Regions from separate parts of the Mus musculus genome. Here region 2 is linked to region 1. The links are chromatin loops, found by intact Hi-C in ENCODE. Cell type or tissue: left cerebral cortex. All regions are shown on one strand. Links, peaks and the distances in the headings refer to the core of each region. The heading gives the core; the rest is flanking DNA. Region 1 has its middle 61 kb from the start of n-TIaat2. Region 2 has its middle 100 kb from the start of Gm42264.

The links. Peaks named below come from ENCODE experiments on the same cell type or tissue, not always from the same donor. Only the 100,000 strongest peaks of a DNase experiment are listed, where the experiment ranks them.
Region 2: a loop joins it to region 1, with 2.5 times the contacts of the local background. A loop is called at or near these places in 2 of 42 quality-filtered maps.

What each region holds. Positions count from the first base shown.
Region 1 is chr4:27,959,731-27,972,109 of GRCm38, forward strand. No RefSeq gene overlaps it. Among named protein-coding and RNA genes, the nearest start is that of n-TIaat2, 61 kb to the left of the region's middle. In left cerebral cortex, for the core only: a CTCF peak has its summit at 5,467; DNase peaks (open chromatin) are centred at 5,487 and 5,960.
Region 2 is chr4:26,924,304-26,936,682 of GRCm38, forward strand. No RefSeq gene overlaps it. Among named protein-coding and RNA genes, the nearest start is that of Gm42264, 100 kb to the left of the region's middle. In left cerebral cortex, for the core only: a CTCF peak has its summit at 5,978 (motif pointing right); DNase peaks (open chromatin) are centred at 4,626, 5,924, 9,026 and 9,511; H3K4me3 peaks cover 268 bases.

The DNA.
Region 1 (12,379 bases), core at 1,408-9,407:
GATAGAAAGGTTGCTGAAATATGTTAGTAAGTATGGTGCACAAAATGAAATCACGAGGATTTGAGTTGGATACATGCTGCATATAGGCAAAGCCAGTTATGGTTGTGCACACTTACTATTTAGTAGGGCAGAGGCACAAGGATTCGTGGGTCCTGCTAGTCACACAATCTAGCATTACTGTTTAACTATAATACTCAGCCACAGACTCTGTCCAACAACAACAACAACAACAAAAATAAAACAAACAGCCAGACACCAGTGAAAAGATTTTTAGAAAAACATAGGAGGTTGAGTCAAGTGATAGCATATACTCTGACACACACACACACACAGAAAGAGAGAGAGAGAGACAGACAGACAGACACACACACAGACACACAGACAGAAACACACACAGACAGACACATACACAGACATACAGACACACAGACACACACAAAGACAGACACACATATATAGACACACAGACATAGACACAAAAACACAGACACACACACACACACACAAGCACACGTGTGCCTGAGTATGTACTATGATAAGCTATATAGAGATTTTTAAATTATAAGAAAATACACTGAAATAATGTTTAAAAATCTCAGGAAAATTAGTTTAAAAGACTTAGTAGAGTGTAATATTAATAATTAGTTTAATATACTTTAGATGTTATTATACTGTTATAAAATTACAAAGTAATGTGAACAATTAAGAAGAAATAAAATTAGGTTGATAATAGATTAAATAAAGTTGCTATCGCCAGATATCAAGGATACAAAAAGTAAAATTCTACATATTATGATAAACTGATATACTAAAAATCTCACTAACAATACATTCTGTCAGCAATTTTTTATTTATTGACATAAATTATTATTACATTTATAAAATAAATTACCAGAACCTCTTTTAACCATTTTACTCACTTATTGTGTATTCCACACTATGGGATTCATTCCAAAAACATTTTTTCCAAAAACTGTCTGACTCAGACTATCATTAATTTTTTTTTATTGATATGAGCAGAAATGAACCTGAAACTGATATTGTCAATGTGGTTTCTAATGTACACATTATATAACAAAGTCATAAAAGGCAGAAAATAAAGGTGAAATTTTAATTGACTAAAACCATGAGATAAAAAGCATATATCAAAATAAATTATTTTCTTCAAAAACTATGCTGGTGAACTTCCTAACCACACACCCTAAACATAACATAAACAAGGAATGAAATAACATGTGCAGCATCTGCTCTGTTCTGAAATGACCTCTGAACAACGTAGTGCTAGGCATTGGAGCCCCGAGAGCAGGAGCATGCTTTTTCATAATGAATGTGAAGTCATATTTCAAGGGAAAACTATTTTTAATAGAGAGTTACTATTCATAGAAACTAATTATAAGAGAGGATTTTACTAATTTTAAAGGTGTCTGACCAAGGTGAAAAATTAACAATGAATCACATTGCCATGGGCTGATCACTGGAAACACTTGAAGGGGCACTTCATCCTGTGAAGTGGGGGCTATGCTATGCACAGTCACAGCGTCATGCCGAGTATGTATGTGTGTTGAGGATCTAAATTTGTTAAAATGTATGCTTCAACATCTTAAGTTTCAATAAATATTCTTTCCTGTATTTTTAGGCAGTTTACAATACAGTGTAATGGGAAGACTGTGATTTAAATGATTTACTGACAATGAACCATAAATAATGATGCCGATAGCATTGTACATAAAAAAATATAAAATGTTTTATCAATAAAAATAAGTTTTATTTATATTAAATATGTTCTTTTCAAAAACTTCATCAGTAGAAAACACAGCAACATTAGTCTTGCTAATACTTACCCATACACTTCCTGTGAAAATTCAACCCTCCTTTTGTCCTCCTCAAATCAAGTTTCATGTACTTGCTTGACACGATATACCAGTAACAAAACAGGGCATAATTACAGTTTCATGATTTTAAAATGTATCTCATTTATGAAATCAGAAAATTTTATTTCTACATGAGTGTTATGTCTTATGCAATAAGTTTCATATATCCAGCTGAATATATATATTCACACATACACACATACGTGTGTGCGTGCGTGCGTGTGTGTGTGTGTGTGTGTATAATCAAGATATCAAGATAGGTTAAAGGTTTTCCAATTAAAAACAGAAAAGTCCTAAGAATAATTTATGCAACCCCTGTAGAGTGGTAGTAAAGTTTTTTTTCATCATAATCAGCATAGACCTAGAAGAAGGAGGAATAGTTTCTAATGAGATTGAAATTTAGCAATATCTAGTGATCTTTATAAATAACAAATAACTCAACAATTATTAAATATCTCTAATTATATTTATTGAATTCTTAATATTTCTAAAGGAAAGATTGTTAGTTTAAGTATTATAACTAAAATGTCCTCTACATCCACCTAATACTGCCAGATAATTTTTTGTCAGAGTTCTCTCTCTCTCTCTCTCTCTCTCTCTCTGTCTGTCTGTCTGTCTGTCTCTCTCTCTCCTCTCTGTGTCTGCCTCTCTCTTTCTCTCTGTGTGTCTATCTACCTCTCTTTATCTCTCTTATGTGTGCATCTTTAAGTACTTTCTAACAAAGAGAGTTTTCAATTACTAAACAAGAAAAGCATTTGTTATTAAAATATAAAATATGCAAATACATATATAAAATGCATATTTATGTTTCCTCTCCTAAAAGATAAAATAGTGCATTACTAATTTAGTTTGTGGGATCTTGTGACTCTACTTGTCATAACAATGTACCACAGATTTATGAGCTTCATATGCAAATATTTTAATTATTTAATTTACATTTAATAGTACTCTCCAGATTAGTTCTTAAGATAGAACTTGAGGCACTTCTAGTAACATCTTTGTAGCTTTTCCCAGTCCTTAAAAATCATCCTGACATCTTATCTGCTGTTGGCGAGTTTATTTCTATTATACCTCCAGGGAAATACGCTCTTTGAAACAGGCGGTATTTAATGAAATATATATACATATATTTACATATTCATTAAAAAGAAACTGAAGAATATGTAAAAGTATTGCTAATTTATAATCACTCCGAGTAGGATTATTTTGAACATGAAAGAAATTCTCAATTGTTCACAATGCAGAGATCAAAGATAAGGGTTAAACCAGAGAAAGCAAAATGTGGGCTAGCATCTGACACTGAGTCTTGTGTGGGCCGAATGCAGGGCTGTGGGAAGTTACCATGCTTTGTCAGCCAATAGTTACCATTAGAGAATGTCACAAGAATTCAAACTAAGTGTGAGCAGATGGCACAAGGAAGAAAGTATAACTTTTGTGAGTGGTCTCAGTGACCCTGTTAAAGGTAGGAAGCTTATTACAACTGTGGTGACCTTTTACGTGAATGAATAGGAACGCATGGTTTTCAAAATTTTTTTAATGCAATAAAACTACTTCATAAGAGTAAAATAAAAAAATAAATATTGGTGCTGAAAATTATACATGCATATTTAGGAGTGTGAAAACAGATGCCTGTTTAAGTGAGCTGTTTGAGAATGTATTTGCATTTGCATCCCCTTGAACAATTGTATGCATTTTTATACAGGGTTCCATTTATAAAACTAAGTACTATTCCTCTGGTTTTCCTCTACTGTTCATCTATTTATCTTACTTGTACACAAATAGGAGTCCTTTTAGAAATTATACTTATATAGGCAGATAGATGATGAATATGAATGATTTCCAGAACAAACTGAATGTGTGGGTTGAGGACAACCCTGGTGACCTGCAAATGTGGACAAATGTCCTGCTCCACTGGAATGACAACAGATCTTCACAGTCCTGCTGTCAGGATCTTCTCAGATGAGGAGAAGAGATTTTTATCTTTCAAAGTAGATTTTCGTTCATACATACATCACTTGTGACTGACAATGTGAAATAGGTTTTCAGGAATTCGGTGCATATATTTGTAGTTAAAAAAGAATAACACATATTTTCAAACTTTTGAGAGAATTAAACATGGTCATATATGGGAACCACAGGGATACTACTCACTCTATTAAGAATTTTATAATTCTCTTATAAAACTCTAAAAGGAGTTTGAGCATTTGAGTTCAGGGATGGGCTCAAATAAGAAGACTATTTGGAAATAAATGTGTTTTAATGTACTTTAGGTTTTGAAAGAGTGCATGCTAGATAAAGTACAATCTGAAAATGTAGAGCTTCTTATAGCAGTCGCCCATGTATTGACTCCATCCCCAGTATTACTGTTACTGCTTGCCTACTCTTGTCAACTTGTATTCTCTTGCCAATCAATAAATAAAGCATTATGGAAAAATTGGCTCCCGCCTTGATTATACTTCTTCATCTGTCTGGTATATAATTTCTTCTGGTTTGTGATGCGTTGTTTTAAAGTATTGACCACAATCAAATATTGCAACCATGTGAAAACCATGAATTGTGAAATTAAGTTAGTAAATTTAGCTTACTGGAAATTTCATCAAGTGAATTTCTAAGCGTCAGGAGACATGTCAACATCAACTGAATTTGCCATTTGGGAATTTTACTGTCCTTAACAAGTTATCTCAAATCCTAAACCAGTGCAGCACACTCAGGGCCATGGTCCAACTGTCTTTAAGTGCATTTTATTTTCAAAGGCTCATTTTTACATCCAGCATCAAATTTTAACTAAGGCTCTGTGATAAAGAGTAAGAAAATCAGTCTTCAAGGAAATTGAAAGGCAAGAAAAATAAGTATATTTAAACTGTGTATCTTCTAACACCTTTTAGACAACTTGCTATTTTTATATTATGTTTAGGAGCTGGAATAAAGCTAAATGTTTGTTCTGAAAGATGAGAGATCAAAAAGCAATTTCCTTTAAAAAGAAAATTTTGTAATAAAAACCACTTCATAGGAAAGAGACAATTGTCATATCTGGCTTATTTTGACTCAGCAAATTCAGCTTGTTCTCACCTTCATAACACGAGTGTGATGTTTTATTTATATAGTACAGTTTAAAAATGAAACTTAACGGAACATCTAAAATAAAGACAAAACTCTTCTTTGCATGTATTCTTTCAACATCGTCTTCATATTCCTTGATTGTTCAATTAATTATTCCATACACAGAAAATTTTAGTAAAGGTAAGCTTACATTGTGAAAATTATTCTTTTCACTTCCTGTAACTATATTCCTTCCATCCACAGTTTAACACTCTCAAACGTTATTGGCAAGCAGTATTTTTGATAAGAATTAGCACTACGTTGAGCCATCAGTCCTTAGCATATTTCATTTTGGTACTGTTGTTTTCAAAATCAAGGGACTGAATTCAGGCAACATTTTTATTTTGTGATTAAATGAGTGTTGAAATAAACATATTTATATCATCTCCGATGATTTCTTTTTGTAGACAGTATTTATTTTGTGAAATCAAAGTGAAGTGTCATTTTAGTACAGAACTCAGCGAGGACTTGTGGCATTCTTTTACAAGAGTAACTTTAGGGGGCACTGTGCTGCCAGGAGAGAAGAGTGCAAGACCAAGCCACATAGACTTTCTTTCTTTGCATACGAATGTACCACAGTAAGTATTGCAAAGAAATCAAGCCCAAAGTGTTACATATTTCTTACATTTCCTAGATTCACTAAGACACTGACCACCCGTGAAACAAACTTCAATTTATTGAAGAGTATGCTTCCACAATAGACAGTTATTTCTCACTTCTAATGAGAAGGGGAAAGAGAACAGATCCAGGCTGCTCTGGAATTAAGAAACATACCAAACTGCAAACCTCACAAACGAGGAGACTACACCATCCTTGAAAGAGGAAATAATGAAACTGAGTGATTCTGTACAGTAAGAGAGTCAAAATAGAAAAAAAAACAAAACAAGACAAAAACAGAAACAAAAGATAGTTGTCTAAGGGAACAAAGCACCAGGCAGCCAGAATCCCTGACCCACTCTAGTGCCTCGCAGGGGACGCAGAAATGTCAATCACAGCAGCATTAAGACCATTTCACACATGCACACACCTGGAATCCTCATGGCTGGGTTCTGTAAATTCCCGCGGTCAGCTGCATCAGTCACCTGTGAGATCTGATTTACATTCTGACTCCAAAGAATCTATTTTGTTATCTAGTGAGATCAAAGCAAAAGAAGTAGAGTCTACAAGGAAGCCCTTGCCTTTCACAGCCTTCTTCCAAACTGTTTGATGTGAATGAGTTAATTACATTATATGCTATAGACCAAATGGAGGCTTTCTACAATTTAATTATTAATTATAGTATATCAGTTTAATTATATAAATACATATGCTAATACATACATGGAAGTAACAAATTTATTTGGTAACAATTTATAATGTTTTCCTCACTATTAGGAAGCGTTAGGAATATCTCCTCTTTTTTACCATTAGTGCAGATATTTGAGGTTGGGCCTCAATGGTTATGTTTGTATATTACAAGGAGATAAAGCTGGCTCATTCCAAAATTCTGTATTTGATTTCATTTCATTTCCTTCAAAACTATTCATTTGCGGATGAGAGTCACTTGAAAAGAAAATTAAAGATTTTTGAGGAAATCACAATCGTCCAAAGAGACAAACAGAAAGCAGTGAGCTATGTTAAAGTGTAAATTATTAAGAAGGAGGAGTTTTCCTTTGCTGTCAAAAGATATTTAACTGATTTGTTTAGAGGAGGGTGAATTGGATTTAAGTGCAATTTAGTTGATAAGTTCTTGGGGTTCTTGTAACTGTTATTATGGCAATACAAAGAATGTATACACACAAGTAAACAACACACCCCTTCTATCATATTTATCATACAAATTGTCAACAAATTAATGATTCCACCTACTTTAATGAGGTACAGAAAATTGTATGCAATGGTTCAGTTTTTCTTTCTAGTCTGTTTATTGTTGCCCTTGTCAAAACACCGAGGCTTCAAACGCACTTCTTGCTCTACTCAAGTCTGCATTACTCTTTTTATTGAAGAAATTATTTACTTTCTTAATATTTGAGAAAATGTGAAGATTTAATGTCATTTTCGTTTCATTGTCAAAGCTGTTTAGCATTTATGAATACTTGAGTTGTATTTCTGGGCAATTCAATCATTTCAGGGCTTAATCAATAGTGAGAAATAAGAAGTGTAGAAGAAAGAATATCAGATAATCCTAGATCTTATATCTTTATCAGTGTTCACTGGAAGAATTTTAAGAGATTAGTAACAGGCTAAGTGGATTTTGTACTTCCTCCTGTGAAATTTAATAATGGTCTTTAGCTCTAGCGTAAGACTTTGAAGTTTAACTAAATTTATAACAAAATTTCTCACATTTCACAGGACATTTCTCTCATGTACAATATGATATATAATGCATGGATATTTTTCTTTCTTTTTAATTTTTGGAATTTCTCATTTAATAAAGATTGTTAGATTCATGTTATACTACTCAATGGATTTTTTTGGTAATCAGGGAAAATTGTTAATATTTAAAACCTCACATCATAATTTTAATTCTTCATTACACTATTGATCATGGATGCAACCAGAAAATGTTCAGATCATAGTGAATATATTCACCTTCCCTAGTATGATTTTACTTTACATTAATTAATATGGCATATTAGTGGCTGGTTTCATAAACGAGATTTTAAAATAAACTTTTTCATATAAAGGTTTAAATTATTTTTAAATATATAGTTGTGTGGATGTATGAATTTTTTAAAAAAATTAAGCTATAAATCATTTATATCTTTTTATACATCACTATTTTTACTTTGTTATTTATATATGCTTATAGAAAATCTACTGTCTTTCAAATAATATTTTGAGAAATTACATTTGCCTGTAATCCAATTTTTATTTGTATAGAAAGGCATTTCAATGTGGTGAATATTTGTGTGTGTGTGTGTGTGTGTGCGTGAGTGTAAGTGATTCGGAATATTATTATACAATACAAGAAATAGTTTAACTTAGTAATTTTCATCCTCAAGGAAAAGACTTTGTAGAAGCAGCATTTTTATGAAGACATGGAACAGTACTGATACTATCTTAAGAAATAACTGACAACACTTTCCTCATCCATAGTGACTGGGACCTACCTATAACCACACTGAGCCATGTTAGAATTAAAAAAATAATATTTTTACATATGAAAACCAGGCTTGTCTGTTGAAACTATTTTCAAGCCTTTAAGAACTAGTATTTCTCTGTTTTCTTTAAGTGTTAGGTTGTTCAAATTAGAGAAATAAAATACTGACTAGTGTCCACAAACATTATGAATGTATTTTTCCATGTTACTCTAATCACTGGTCCACCCTCTGAGGTCTTTCTCATCACATTGTACAGTGATGCCATAAGCAACAGAACCTTTGGTATTTTGCTAGAATTCTAAGATAATGTTGACCTGGTTACTCAGATGACATAGTTTACTAAATTCTTATTTGATTTCTGTATACCAGATATTTTGTAGACCCGCCAGGAAGGTGACAAAGTCTTGGAGTAAATTTTAAAATCACAAATCAAACCAGCCAGGATAAATGCAAAGGTTTCCGACGCTGAACGTGAACAAGACCTCTCATAGCAAGGGACCTTCCTTATGTCCACTGTTAAAAAAATGTCTTTCTCGTTCTGTCTTTTTCTTCTTCTGTTTTTTTTTTTTATTCTTGATGTCTTTGTCAGTTGTATTTAGATTATCCATCTGATGTTATAATCAACATATTCTGTGTAAATGTCAAGTACACTAAGGAGTCATTAAATGCTTACGATGTTTAATCAAAGAAAATGCCATGCCACCGCCCTTTGACTTGGAGGTACCAGAGAGCAATGTCTGCTTAACTGATGGCTTTTTTAGAAGAGAGAGAAAGGAGTAAGCTTCTTCCAGCCACGTCCATATCTTGCTTGGCCACCCATTGTGTGGACCTTGCTGAGAGCTTGAGACTTTCCAGTTCCCTAATTGAGCTATAATTCCATGGATGCTTTGCTGCTCTGGAGGGAAAGCTGTGGTGGCATTTTTATGGCTGTGCTCACTCAGTTGAAAACCAGAATAAATCACAAAATCGTTTTTGAAATGTTTAAAAGTTGAATTGTATTACTTTAGAGAAAAAGAAAAACTGACTATTGAGAATCAGAAAATTCACCTTTAAATCCTTTATTTCTGTTCCATAACATATATATATAATGAAACATTTTAATAAATAAACACATATTGCATTCGGAGGTTATAGTTTTAAAATGTTATCTGTTTTTTCCTTATTACCTGTAAGCGATTACCACTGGTATTTCAGCTCTTACTGATTGTACTCATTTGTTTGAAGCAATGCTCCAAAAAAATATACAACTTGTTTATAATATTTTTACTTTGGTTCAATATTTTACAAAGCTCAAAACTTTTAAAAATTGTTCACAATAATCTTTATCTGTAAGCATGAAGTATTATTTTAAATCATATCTTGTAAACAGTAATGTAGACTATTAGATATTATAGTTCAAACTACATTGACCATCATTCCTATCTCAGTCCACTCTGCTTTTATACTGAGGAGGCCCTGAGCACTAAGAGGGTGAATGCTAAGATAAAGGTTTATTTATAAGAATTACTTACAAATTATGTTTTACTTGCCCTTAATTTTTTCATTGCTCACTCCTCTAATTTTTGTTTTCAGACAACACTAAACAAATTAATTGTCTAAAAGTCCATATCAATATCTTGCTGGGAAAAAATACTTACATATACAAACTATGCATTTTCTCAATTTTCAGACAGAAAATTCACTTATGTTGCTTTAGTTGATCTTACTATCCTCTAAATTCAGTTGCTTTTAATGCCTCCAGTACACTTGAATTGTGCAATCAGATTTAAGGATGCAAATTATTAGTTAAAACATTTCAATATTCACAATCTTTCATCATTCATACAATTATATTTCATTTAGTTCAAAGATAAATGGTTAGACTTGGAGGTCATTCAGTCTGACATGGAACTTCTACCAACTAGTATCAAACTGTATGTAAAGGGAAAGTCTGGGAAAGTCTGGACTATAGCATTTAGTTTTTAATTTTACTCATGAGCTGATATTGTTTGCCATTCCCTGCTATCTTCCCTTGTGCACGTGTTGATAAAATCTTGGGTTATATGCTTTTCACAGTTTCTCTCAAGAGTATTGATATATTGAACAGACTCCACATTGTTTAAGATCTAAGGTAAGAAAAGATTCTAAGAGAAAGAGCAATCTTTCTTTCATTCCACAAACTCTTTCAAGGTCATTTTGGACCAGGGTAATATGCTAACGTAAGCCTTACTTTGTGCAGTATTATAAGTGTAATAAATATGTCATTATTACATATCACTATTTTAATTTTAAAATCAAGTAAGTTATAGTCAAAGTTATTTCTTTAACTGGATTGCTTGGTTTAAATTCTAACTTTACTCTCCAATTTTAGTGATTATAATTTCCTTTTATATTATTTTTCCATAAGGGTTAATGTGACTATTGATCCTGGCATTTAAGGGAAGTGTAACTCATCAACTACTAACCTATTTGAGTCAGTTTTGTATTGTATATAGAATGTGTACTTTAAAATGCTACTCACACAAGTATGTTCTGTCACCTAAGCTATTGCAAATATTGAGATACAGAAACAAAAATTACCGTTAAGACACAATGACTCCCACAAATGCAAACAGATAATAGGAGTAAAAATCAACTGCAAAAGTTGGTTAGATTGTATTAATCCCTGTAAATCTCCACCATTTCAAAAGCAATTCTGTGAACTAAGAAAGCCTTTGTCTCTCCTGACTGGCTTGAGCTCCCAAAGAGAGGTGTGGTAGCACTGAAAAGCTCTTTACCACAGGGATCCACACAATTAAGAAAAGCTGAGAATGTACAAGTTTGCTAGTTTAGAAATATTAGCTTGCCTCCTACTTAAATCCAAACAAAAGCACACTATGGCTCTGGGTCAACCCAATATAGACAAGACCTGAGCTCTGGTTTGCCCCATGCAAAGAACTATAATGGAGTGGAAGCAGCGGCTACTTAATATAGGACTTAAAATTACCCGTGACTGAAGTGAGCACATCAATCAAAAGTTTTGGCATGTAATGAGTCAGACAAACCAGAGCGGTGAGCTTGAGGGCAGGAAAAGCCTCTGTTCAGTATTCAACAGTTCTCAAATAGCCATGACATCCCTTCGCATACACCACCGACTTCCAGCAGGTGGATTTTTAAGGCATTGTCCTCAGAACACAAAGATGGATCAACTCAGAGCATTTGAGATGGCTTCCTGTTTTGTCTTCTGAAAACTAAGGCTGCAGAAAGCTGTCCACATTCTTAGCATTTTTTGTATTAGTCAACGAGGAAATATATCGCACAGAGGAGAGAGAATTCAATTAGAGCTGAAACAGAAACAGCTTTTGCTGATTGTTCATATTAGACATAAAATGTAGGTAAACATTTAGAAAATATCAGTATGTGTGCAACTTTATTGTTAGACAGTTAATATTCAAAGTCCTACAATATTTGATGGTCATTATCAATTTAAATTAACGTCTTAGCATTTCAAATGCCAGCAATAAGACTGATTACATATTTCTATGTCTGCATGTAATTGTTGCAAAAAATATATCTGAGAGGAATGGAAGCAAATAGCTATTGTAGTATATCAAACCTTTTTCATTAATACCCTTATTTTTAATAGCAAATTGAATTTTGACTACTTGCTTTATATGAGCATCCAACTATATGATTGAAGAGCAACTAGAAGAAACTATAAGCAGAATTTTCTTTAAGAAAATATGATAAATATTATAAAACTCTAGATATTTTTTCCAACAAGAACAAAATAGAATCTAGCAAGACATAGTATTCTTTTCAGGTATTATGCATACTGTAAATTTTACTATGTAACCATTTATTTAAATAATACAAAGGTGAAAGTAGTAAAAATATTTGAAGATATTGTATAAGGTTTAAACTACAATAATTAAAGATAATGATAGCCATGTTGGACTAAGCACAAAGCAGTCAAATTAAGAATCACTCTATCATAAAGTAGTTGTTAAAAATGATTTGGGTACATAAAAATAGATTTCTGTGAGTATTGGTGGATATATTAGTATATTAGCTTGTTAGTGTAATATATATATATATATATATATATATATACACATACATACATACAAACAAATAGGTATGTACCAACAGTTAATGAAAGAAAAGAGCCCATGAAAGAAAAGAGCCCATGAAAGGCCAGGGAGTGGTGGGGCACACCTTCAATCCCAGCACTTGGGAGGCAGAGGCAAGCAGATTTCTGAAAAAAAAAAAAAAAAAAAGGCCCATGGAGTAGAAAGACAATAAGGAGTGGTAAATGGAAAAATTTAGAGGGTGAATAGGGAAGAAAGAAATGATTCGACTATATTA
Region 2 (12,379 bases), core at 2,083-10,082, 1.0 Mb before region 1:
AATAGAAATCCAGATAAATAAAGTATCGTCACATTAACATTCTAGACGTTTCAGGTTTCCCTTCCTCCTTTCGCTTGCTAGTGGCTCTATGTGTGCTACTACAGTGTTCTGCAATAAGGTGTAGCTCGCGTCTGATGAACGCTTACATCTCTTGAATCTGCCCAATTGCATACATGTCAAGTACAAGCTCTTATTTTTATCATTTACAAAGAAATCTGTTACTGGCCTCTATGTACCCAAAGAAAGTTACAAATTCTATTTTGTCTGTTTGCTTATCTGTCTTGTCAGCTCTGAAGACTCACAATGGCAGCAAAAACTGCAAGGATTAGATGACTGGAGTATCTTATAATGTTAACATGTCTCAGAAAATCTTACTTCCATATGAAAAAAAGCAGAATATTCTTAGAGACACAATAATTAGTACTATGTTTTGGGCAAAAACTACTGCTGAAATGTTAATTTGGACAAATTAAACAAAAGCAGTGGCTCTATCTTGTGATTCAAGATTTAAAACATTAAACATATCAACTAGACTGGAAGGTATATTGCACCATCATTGCAGTAAGAATAAAAAACAGTGGCCTCAGATTTTGCCTCAGTTTGGGACTGCTCAATAGTGAATGCTAAATTAAGCTGAGCTCTTATTTTTCATCATTACAAGAATAATATGCCACAAAGTTAAATATAAGAATGGTATACAACACAAATTACAATTACCTAATGATAAATGAATTATATCTTAATGTTGTTAGATGTCAAAGATAACACAGATTATTCAAATTATTGAAATGGTGGAGAAAAGAAATAATGCACTTTGCACAAATGAATTTTTCAAATAATCACCTCTCTTCACTGGTCTATATTTGCATATCATGTTATTAATTTCAATCCTTATGACTCTACCACTTATCTGTCAGAACTGTTGCAAGAACATGGGAAAATCAAATGGATGTAAACTACTAAATAAAAGCAGCGATTGCATCATTGGACTGTTGGGGAGAGTTCTCTTTTTACTGCTGTGCACAAGCCCCCATTGCTACGGCTTTCATTGGTGTAAATGTAGTCTGAACTTCAACTCACACAACAGTTTTATAGCTTCCTGCACTAATAAAAATGATTAAAGGTTCATTTTATATATATTTTTGGGCCATCTTTTAACCAGGAAGCTAGCTAGCTATGTTCCCATTTTTTAAAGTTATTATTTCATGAAAAATATATAATTTGGTGTATTTCTCTGAAATTTATCCCATGTTAATAGATATGGTTTGCTTTTTAATAATCAGTATGAATTAAGAAGGATTCCTTTTTATCACTTATTTACACAATTAATATAGGCTCTTTGTAGGAACTGATGACTATTGTACAAACTAATAAAAGTATAAGACAACTGGATAGATATATTTATGGTCAAACCGACATGCTTTACAAGAAAGTGGGTAAAAGAAAAACCAAATGATTATTTTTAAATTGATTCAATGCTTAGCTTAAATGTAAACAAAAGCATCATATTTCTCTATCTATACTTTACCATACTCACCAGGGTACATAAGATACAAAACCTTGAAGAAGAATTTTGTACTCAGAGATACTAAGATGTTTTATTATCTATAGGAATTTTTCTTTAAAAACATGAGAATTTGCTTGGAGGCTGAAATGTAAAATTTTAAATATTTATTAATGATAAGGATTGTAATGTAACATTTTTTTTTCCAAAATCAAGAGTGTCCAGGAAATAGTTTAATGCTAGTTAGTGCCAAGAGTTAAACATTAATGTTATAGAATACTGTATTTTTTAAAGTAAGAAAAGTAGGCCACAGAGAGGACATGAAAAACATGAGCAAGAAAAAAACAATACTTAAATACTTGACATATTGGGGACAAGGTATTTTTGACGGATCATTGTCTTAGCTTGTTTTATGACCCACATGGTTTGTTATATCAATCAGAGATGACGCTTTCTGAGTAAGCCCTCATTTATGAGTTTTTCTTCCCAGTTGTCTCTCAGAGGTAAGGGAAGCATGGTTTTATTCATTGCTCATCACTGACCAGTTCGTAATTTTTTTTACATGTTCATGGAGTTTTAATACAAATTTAAAACTACAAGTAGGTATTTTAATAGAGTGTCCATGATATGATATGATATGAGTCTGTGAGTATTTAAACATATACTAATGTAAAACTGAATATTTTAATAATCCAGAATATTATAAAGATGGATCATTAAATAACTTTGATACACATACTTATAAACACAGAGGTGGCACTTTTCAAAATTATAGGTTAATATTAATTGTGGAAATCTCGAATCAAAGAAAATTCCTAATGTAAGAATTTTTTTAAAAGAATTAAAGAGTAGAAATTCAGAACAACTTTTGTTAATTATTACAAATTATATTTACTCTCCATTGTTTAAAAATCCTCTAAATAATATGCACTTTACCTTCAAATACTTCTCTTCCTGCAGACAATTTTTAATGTATCAGTGTAACCACAAAGAAAATCCTGAAGGATGAGTCTTCTGTTTCTTGTTTCATAGTTTCCCTTAGTTTCCTCCTGAAAGGCCAGAATTGTATTTATTATACATGACCTAACAAGAGTAGATAACATCTGTAATGGTTTTATTTGTGATTCCATTTCCTGCCGTGCATTAGATGCAATATAAATCTTTTACATAAAACATCAAAAGTGCTTTATTCTGACAATTAAAATAAAAGAAACGAAGCACTTCCAGAATGAAAACTGATCAGGTTTCCAACTAGCAGTCTCTGTTTATTTTATCTACCTGAAATATTTGCATCTCCGGAGTAAGTAGTTTTGCTAATCGGTTTACATCTTCAAGCTGGCTTCAGTTCCTTAAATATTTATACAGTCTTAATGTACATCATGCTGGTTTTATTAATTTTAACCCCAAAGCCTCCCCTACCAATTACTACTTAATGACTATATTGCTTTTTCTCTTGATCGCCTTTGTTCTTTGCTACAATATTAAAGGGGGGAGGTAGGAAGGAAGCATGAGGCTTAAAATCAAACAGCTAAATAAATTGTTACTCTCAAAGATCCACTACGAACATCCAGCGTGTCTGGCTCTACTGTGTTTCTCTAGCAAAGTTCTGTGATTGGTTTGGATTTGTTTTTTATTAATATGAATTAATATGTTATTAAGCTTAAGAAATAAGACAAAAATTTTCAATAAATGGAGTTGGTGTTTGGCTTGATGTCCCTTGATAAAGTATACATCAGAGACATTGAATCATCTTATATCTTTCGAGTGATCAGTAAAAGAAAACACGTCTTTTGGCAAGCTTAGTAAGATTATGCAGCCAAAAAAAATTAAAGTGTTACACTCATGAGACACACTTACTATTTCACAATATAAAAGGTGCAGGTGAAAGAGATTAATTTCAAAGTCTATGGTATTTCTTTTCATTTTTCTTACTAGCCTAAGGTAATAATTATTTTAAGATGTGAAATAAACATTTATGTACATATGCATTTATGTATGTGTCTGCGAATAAAGATATTCTCCATCTCATGACTTCTAAAATAGTGTCTTTCACTTTAGTGAATGTGTTTATTCATCTAAATTTTACAATATCCACAAAAGTACATTTCAGTGCAAATATGAATAAATTTGTGTTCTCAGAAGAAAATTATGTAGTCTTTTGTTTCACATTTGGCAACTAAGAATGTTATTACCTACAAAGAATATATTAAATATATTTTAATCATGTTTTATTGTTCTGTGTAGCTCACAGATATATATCTATTTTATCTAAAACTAAAATATTTTATCTATATCATTTTATCATTTATTGGCCATCAATATGTTATTCAGATTTCTCTATGTAGCCGGAATTCACAAGGCACCAAAAACACTACATTAACCAGCAGGGCATTCTAAAACAGCAAGAGCAATGAATATATTTGTTCACATTTGACAAGTGTATTACATGTTCATTTTAGCTGCACTGCTAGGTGTTATTGCTATTAGTGATACAAATATTTAAGAAAATTTCATTGTCTTGAAACCTAATTATTCTCAATGAGCTTTTGATTATCTCAATTTCTGACCTTCATTTCAGGTTTGCTGATTGACAGCTATAATAAAAGCTAAACAATACACTTTATGTTAAAGAAAAAAATATATAAATCAACTATTTAGGCAGCCTACAGAACCTGAAAACTTAAAACTTTTTTAAATATTTGCTTCACAATTTATGAGGTATTTTCAAAACTTAAAAATCTTTGCACATTGCACCTAATATTTATTTCTTAACATGTGCATTCTTTATGAATTGCTTTTCTTTGTAAATTTTATGTAAATATTCATATGTCCAGTGTAGACTCTTACATTCATTAGTTGCTAATATTGATTAAAATTTTACACATTTTTTCTGCTAATACTGATCAATTCACTATTGGCTTGAAATTCTCACAGATTTTAAGTAAGTAAGCACTTTTCAAACATTCTTTCTTTTTTATTTTTCAAAGATATGTACACTTTTTTTCCAGGTCTGTGTTTCTGGAAACACTGGATTTGTCCGGTCTCTACCTTAATTTGGCTTCGCTGAACAAGCTTTATGTGTGCTACCCACCGTCTTGCCATTTTCTCCAAGGTCTGACTGTTTCTGGGAGAGTAATAACCTAGCTATTCTTTAAACACACCCAATTTTCTCTGATTTTAGCATGTTCATTTCTTGAGCCATGACTTTCTAGCCCTTTACATAAGCATCTTTACTTTGTGAAACCTCAGAATAAAACCTTTAAATTGCTGAACCAACTCCTGATCATTGAGCTTTCTTATCATGCACTATCTCTATTTATTTATTTATTTATTTATTTATTTATTCATTTATTATTTTTGGTTTTGCTTTGTCTCCCTCCATGATACTTTTTTTGCAAAGATCAAACATGCATTTGTATAAAGTCGTTTAATATGTTTAATAGGACAAGATCTGTTCTGCATTAGTGAGGCCACAGTATACACAGTCATTGCCTCTGTATGCGCATTGATCATGGAGAGTGTAGCTACTGAATAGAAACTTCAGAAACCCTGTAGAAATTTATCCGGTCTGTTCAATTGAAAATGGAGTATTTCCCCATTCCAGAAAATCCCCTAAGCCACGTTTACGTGCCAGCATTGTTTCTTTCTTTCTTTTTTTTTTTTTTTTTGTCTTTGGGTGTCTTAAAATTTCAGGGAGCTGAAAGCTACTGAACCCAATATGTTAGAATATACTACATCTACAAAATATTTTGCTGTGTTAGCATGAGCTCTCTCTCTCTCTCTCTCTCTCTTTCTCACACACACACACACACACACACACACACACTCACACACACACACCCCTGAGCACAAGCACTCTTGTTTAATCTTACATTGATTAAAATGAAGAGTGCAATATTATTCTTCGGTTCATATTCTATTTTAGTTTTTGTAGAGCAGATATCACCAGTATAACAAATGTTTTCTAGTCTTCATTTTGATGAAAGAAAAAAAAACAGATCATATTATATAAGTGTTAAGTGCATCTTATATTGAATACTGATAATCGTAATTTTCTGTGAGTATTTCCTAAGATCAGTCATCTATTTTATGACTGTACACACAGAACTTCGTCGCTTGAACTTTTTCCGCTTTATACATAGACATTTTTATAAAATATTCATAAGAAATTGTTGACTGTAGAACTGTGGCAATTCTCTGGAGTGATCCTGGGAGTTTTTCCGTCAATGAGCTCCATGTGGCTCTGGCAGCATGGGCTACGCTCCATAAATCAGACTAAAACCATTTTATGCTACTTTCTAAAATTACTGCTATCAACAAAACCCATGAGCCTGAATTACTTAATCTATGCAGATGTTGTTAACTGCATTAATTATTTAATTCTGGCAATAAAACAGCAGTTGTATTTGCCTTCATACAGACAAACCATTCACAGGGTTCGCTTTTTGAAAGAATGTGTAATAATATAACCACTAGATGGGAGTAGACAACCTTCCAAGCAATGAACAGTTTGCCACTGGAAGTCCCTAGACTTTGATGTAAGGTAATTCTAGGTTACTGTATCACATTTCTAACCAAAGCTCAAAGAGGATCCTTTGTTAACTATTGGAAGTTACATTGAGATTGAGTTGTTTATGTCAAGAACTGAACTGATCTGAAAACACTTTCCTCTCCAGGGCCAGGATTGTCATCTATATGATTTCACGGTGAGCAAAGGACGCAAAAATATACATTTTTTAATGTCTTTACTGACACAGAACCCACTTTAGATCATAGTTAAGAAACTAGTAGTTTGACAAATTAAATTCTTCGTTTTGAAGTACAGCTGTGTTCTAAAAATAATTACATAAACTAGACCTGAAAGAGAGGAATCGACTAAGCTCCCGCTGTCTTAAGAAAGATGGTTAATTGAATAGTTCATGCACATGTGCTGAATAATAAGCACCTCCAATCAAAGATAAGTATAAAACAAAATGAATGTTTTTAACTGGGTGAGCTGTGCCAGTGAGCCTCGACCGGTCAATGAAGTTATAATTGGTTCTAATTACAACATTTCAAGATGTTAATGATTTTGTTGTTGTCATTGTTAACCTGTATCTAAATCAAGAACAAAGGTAAAATAAAAAAAAAAAAGTTAGAGGAAGTAAACGTAAAATGACGAAGCTGCATAATTCTTTCACCTTAGTAACCATATCCAAAACTCAGATTACTTTCTAGTGAGGCAAAGATGGATGATGCACAAAATGTTCATCTTAAATGGCAGTAAAGTTTTTCCTCAAGAAAAAAACTGTAATCTTAATTTTAAATGTTAAAATGAATCTTGCTCATTTCATTATTGCTCTTACCACCCGTAGCAACACAGGCAGTGCAGTCATCAATATAAGGCAAAGGCTATATTGTCTGTTGAAATCTCAACCCTTACGACTCTTCTCAATTCCTGAAACCTGTCTGATTTTCCCTGTACAGCACTCATCTTCGAATCAGATTTGAGTTTTATGATAGTATGCTTTATTCATTTCTAATTGTTACTTATAGTTCAATTATAGATGTATTCTCTGGTTTCTCTTAATAATATGCTTCAGAAGGTTTTCAAAAATTAATCTCAGACTAGATTTTCTATATTGGATATTGTAACCACATTTTCCTGATTTCAAACTCAGAAGACCACTACTATTCAATTATATCTTCACAGATGTAAATTTTACTCCAGTTTTAATATTTTTTTCAAGTTAAATATTATCATTTTTAAATGGCAAAAATTTAATAATATGTTTTATGGCAATTTTGCAAATTTAAATAACTAAGTAAATGTTAAATATGTCTCTTATGCTATTAGCTTGTAATAATACGTCTGTCAAATTATGAGCAAGAAAAGTTGTCTTTGTAATAGTAGATAATAAATGCAATTTTAAAAGAATATTCTAACTAGATTTAAATATCTTTATCACAGCATTAAGGAAAAAAGAATTATGTAGTAAAAATAGTAAAAATAACATTATTTTTCTTTAATATGTTTTAAAATAACCATTCTAATTCATACAAATGTTAAAATCATATGAAATCAGCTTAGTCTTTCAAATGCAAATGTTACTATGAGCTTTAAGGGGATGGTAAATTGATTTCTGAAAAACAAGGCTATCGCTAGGAAACACATACAAATTTCAATTCAAAATCAAAAGTTATTTAATTATCTTATGTGAATAAGCCTTAACAGAGTTAATATAAAAATTCTTATACTATAATTTAATCATTTTAGTAAGAAAAGTAAAAAAAAAGTTACTAAATGGTTATTGTTCTATCTTAGCTTTAGTTTTAAATAATACAAATATTTTCATGTATAGTTACATTTATTTAAATTTTCCAGTTTTAGTACTATAAGGGTATACATTGATTAATTTTTGGAAGGAATGTAGTACTAAATGTGTTTACATTTTTCTGTTTTCTTTGGCCACCTACATTTTTTGCATAATTTGTTTTAGCATCTTACTGGGCTTTGCACCCTTTACTCTCTGCTTGTTTGAACAGTTACTTTGGACTCTCTTCAGTATAAAACCTCATAATAGCCACAAAAAAATGCACTGAGTGTAAGTGTTCTGCTGTATTTAAACTTTCCTATGTGTCCACTCCTCCATTAATAAAGACTGGCTTAAATATTTTTAACATAATTGAAAAATTTTTTATGTGCATAGTTTTGCTTGCATGTGTGTTTATGCACTGTGTGTGGAAGCCAAGTTTTCTAATCATAGTAAAATGAAAGAGTGAAAGACCTTATTAATTGTAAGTGACTAAATATAACATGTATTTATTCTATTATAATTTCTTAGGTGCTGTTAATATTTTATCTGATAATAGAAACATGGTTTTGCAAATACCCATACATTATATTACCCTATTCCCTTGTAAAATCACATATACTCATATATAAAAATACTCATATATATATACATATATATATATATATATATGTGTGTGTGTGTGTGTGTATAAATACTCATGTTGTAAACAATATATATACTTATATATGAGTATTTTTGGAATTTATGTATCAATTTATCAAAGACAACTTTTGATATTCACAAAAAATTGAGATGTCTTAATAGGAACTACTTAAATCCCTTTATGTATTCTAATTTAGTTCTTGATAGCCAATCTTGAAATCACAGAAAAATCTAAAATGACTCTGCTGTGGATGTAGTCCACACAGGTTTTTTTTTTTTCTCCCCTTTTTCTTTTTCCTATTTCTGGTGTCCATTTTGAAAGAAAAAAAAATGTGTATGCTAAATATGGAAAGAGCAAGCAGTCTTTCCTTGAAACAAGAAAAAATATTAAACTACATTTGTTTGAACATGCCCAAAACAAATTGAATGAAACTGAGGAATATAAGCTGGCTCATTTTTGCTTTTATTTTACTTGCATTATGTCTCCTTGTTTTACATTATTACTGTGTGAGAGAAGATCAAACACTGAAGCTTCAAGTAAGTGCTGCGGCCCCACCCTTCTCATGCTGAGACAAACTTGCAAGTCACCCAACCTGACAGGAATAAGCCACTCCTGTACACATTTTTCCTCCTCCTCCTCCTCCTCCTCCTCCTCCTCCTCCTCCTCCTGCTCCTGCTCCTGCTCCTGCTCCTCCTCCTCCTCCTCCTCCTCCTCCTCCCCCTCCTCCTCCTCCCCCTTATCCTCCCAAATCACAGAAATGTTTTAGGAATTAATGGAATCACTTTTTTAAAAATATATTCTCAACTGGGGAGAAAATGTTCTGAGTAAGTACAATGGGGTGACATAAGGCAAAATATCTTTCTAAAGGAGCAACTGCAAATATGAAAGAGATGGTAAAGCAGGACAGTGAGCATGCAGAGAGAAGCGAGTTGGCGCGTCTGACATTATGCATATAGCACTGCAGCTCTGGAAGGCCCAGTCATGACCGAGAGACAGTGGTACCTGGGGTTTTATACAAGCTCAATAAGTAAAATGGTTTCATTAGGACCTGTGTTCTGTGTGTCTACAATCAGCCTGTGTATTATCACATATAATACCACCAATAGAACAGGCTTTGTTCCTGCATCCGACACTGGGCGTTGTGGTAGAAAAATATATATTCTTCACATACACATATATTTTTTTACCTGTCCACTTCTGTTTACCCAGCTGAGATTACATCTCAAACTACTGTTGGTAAACAGCAAGGAGTGAGAGATTTTTCTCTGCCTTCAAAATGAAAGAAACAGCTAATCTTTCATAAATCCTGAACTTAAACAACGAAACACACAATACACACGGCATTATATTTTATGGTCCATTACAGCGTATCTCACAGATGATTCTTATTCTAATTACACAGAGCTCATGAATGAGAACGTGGGGTGTATTAGAAAAGCCAGAGAACAAGGGCGAGCAAAACTCTGGCTTCAGCACTTCCTGAGAAAGGAGCTCAAGCTGTTGTAAACAATCTGATTTGATTTGGGAATTTTTCAAGCTCTCTTAACATAAACTTCATTTTAATTGCAGAAAAATCTTCCAGAGGGAATGGTTTTATAGTCAACACATAAGGTTTGAAAATCTTGGACTTCCTGCAACAATGGGTTCAAATCCCAACAGTGCCCCCATCCTTTGGTGGTGGCTGAGTTAAGTACCATGCGCATGTATATACATGTGTGAGCGGATATTTTACAGATGAAGCATCCAGAATGAGAGCATTCGTTTCACCGTGTGAAGTTCCCAGTGCAGTTTTCCTAAGAACAGAGTGTGTGGCTCATGAATGACTGCAGCTTCTGGGAACCTTGCCAAAAACCTAGGGAAACCAAGAGTGTGGCTTTGCTCTAAAGGAGATTAAACTCCCTATTTAAAAGCTCCCTATACTCCACCATTGTGAGGCTTACACTCATTACTTTTTCCATGTTAGATGGTGAGTTAATACACATGTCTAACTGCAATATCTTAATTTCCTTCTCCCTCTGTGTCTCAGAGTTAGTGGACTCACTATCACGTGCACCGTTCAGGGTAAGGATTTATAATAGCATGTACCAGATGCTATTGTAGGGGAAATAATATGAGAACTAGACAGAAAGTCCAAAAGAATAACTGACCAACAATAGTTATCATGGCAGGAATGTTAAAATAAATATATTTTAAGGTGTGAGGTGACAACGTAAACTTCTCTTTGGATCACTTAGTTGTCGTTTTCTACATACATACGGAGGTTTCCCATTATCAAGTATTTATAAAATGGATTAAGGGGAAGGATGCGAATGAGGATGCTGTTCATCCTCGTGCATCATTGGTTTACATGTGTGGCTATACATTTATACGTTATAAGCACAAAATATTTGTTAACTTAATCAGAATAGCTGTTAATAACATCTTCTGTTGTCTAATGGATGATGGCATATAGTATACACACACACGTATATGTATATATACATATATATATATATATATATATATATGAAATATGTCCACTTTACGTGACAAATTAACAACTAAATATAACAGATATAACTAATTCTTAAGTGTTTACAATTTTATACAGTGATATTATATCAATGGAGCATATGAAATGTGATTTGAATTATAGCAGAAACAACAATTTTCTGCTTCTGTAGATATTTTCCTGATCATTTCTTTGGATCTCTACTTAAAGAATTGTTATAATTTAATCAGAAATACATAAACAGTAGTATTAATAAATTAGAATACTACTGTTTTCGTCACCTCAAGGTAACATCTAAACTCAGAATCTTTATGGAGATGACATGTTAAAGTCAGTGTAAATGTCATCTGAAAAGCCAGAATGCATCCTAAAACTTAAAGTTTTTTTTTTTTTACTAGTTGTGATTTTTACATTATATTTAGCAATATGGAAGTGCTGAAATGTACAAATAAGGCATAAAATAATTATTCTATAAATATTCCAATAATTAAATTGAAAAAAATAGATTGTAATTAAACAACATTTGGAATTAAAGGTAATACTAAAAACTATTGATATGATTAGACCCTGCAGAAAGCTGATTTTGTAACTTTAAACATTCTGTCTTGAATACGGGCTTTGTATGTTTTATACTCTTGCTTTAAAGAGAACATTGGTTTAGTATTAGAGAAGTCTGGTGCTCAAAATGAGACATTAGCTTTCCTATTCCCCTTTCACTGTATTAAAACAAACCAAAAGAAAATGAAAAAAAACCAAAAAAAAAAAAAAAAACAAAACAAAACTTTGGAGTTGTGGCTATTTACAGCATGATGGCATAATGATATACATAGAGAAAACAAAAACATACAAATGAACTAAATTCTAATATAAATGAGGAATATTAGAAAATCCATATGGTGAAAATTGAAAAATAATTAGCAGGAGTTGTCCTTTGATCTCCATATGTGTATTGTAACTCATAAACACAAATAAATAAATACAAATAAAAATTGAAACAAATTAACCTTAGTATAAAAACACAAAGATCATAAGGATAATTTTTATAATGCTATTTAAAATCAGTGCAAAATATCTGTGGGAAAAAAAAGCATAGATTAGAAGAAATACATATGTGAAGCATATATTTGATAAAAATTATATGTAAAAATAATAGTAGTCAAAAGAAAATGGCCCAAACTTCTATATAAGCATAAAAAATGATGTTTTCACATGAAAGCATAACAAATTACCATAGAGATAAATAAAATTTAAGACTTATACTACATAGTTTTTCAATTTAAATGAAAAATTTCTAAATAGAAAATAATGGTGAAACAAAGTAAAACTTTGAATATGGTGGCATTTTTGGCTTAACTTGGCAAAACAACTTTTAAAAATGTAGCATAATGCTGGACAGAAAGAGATAGATGTGATGTAGCCATGGAAGCATGTTCCTTCAGCACAGC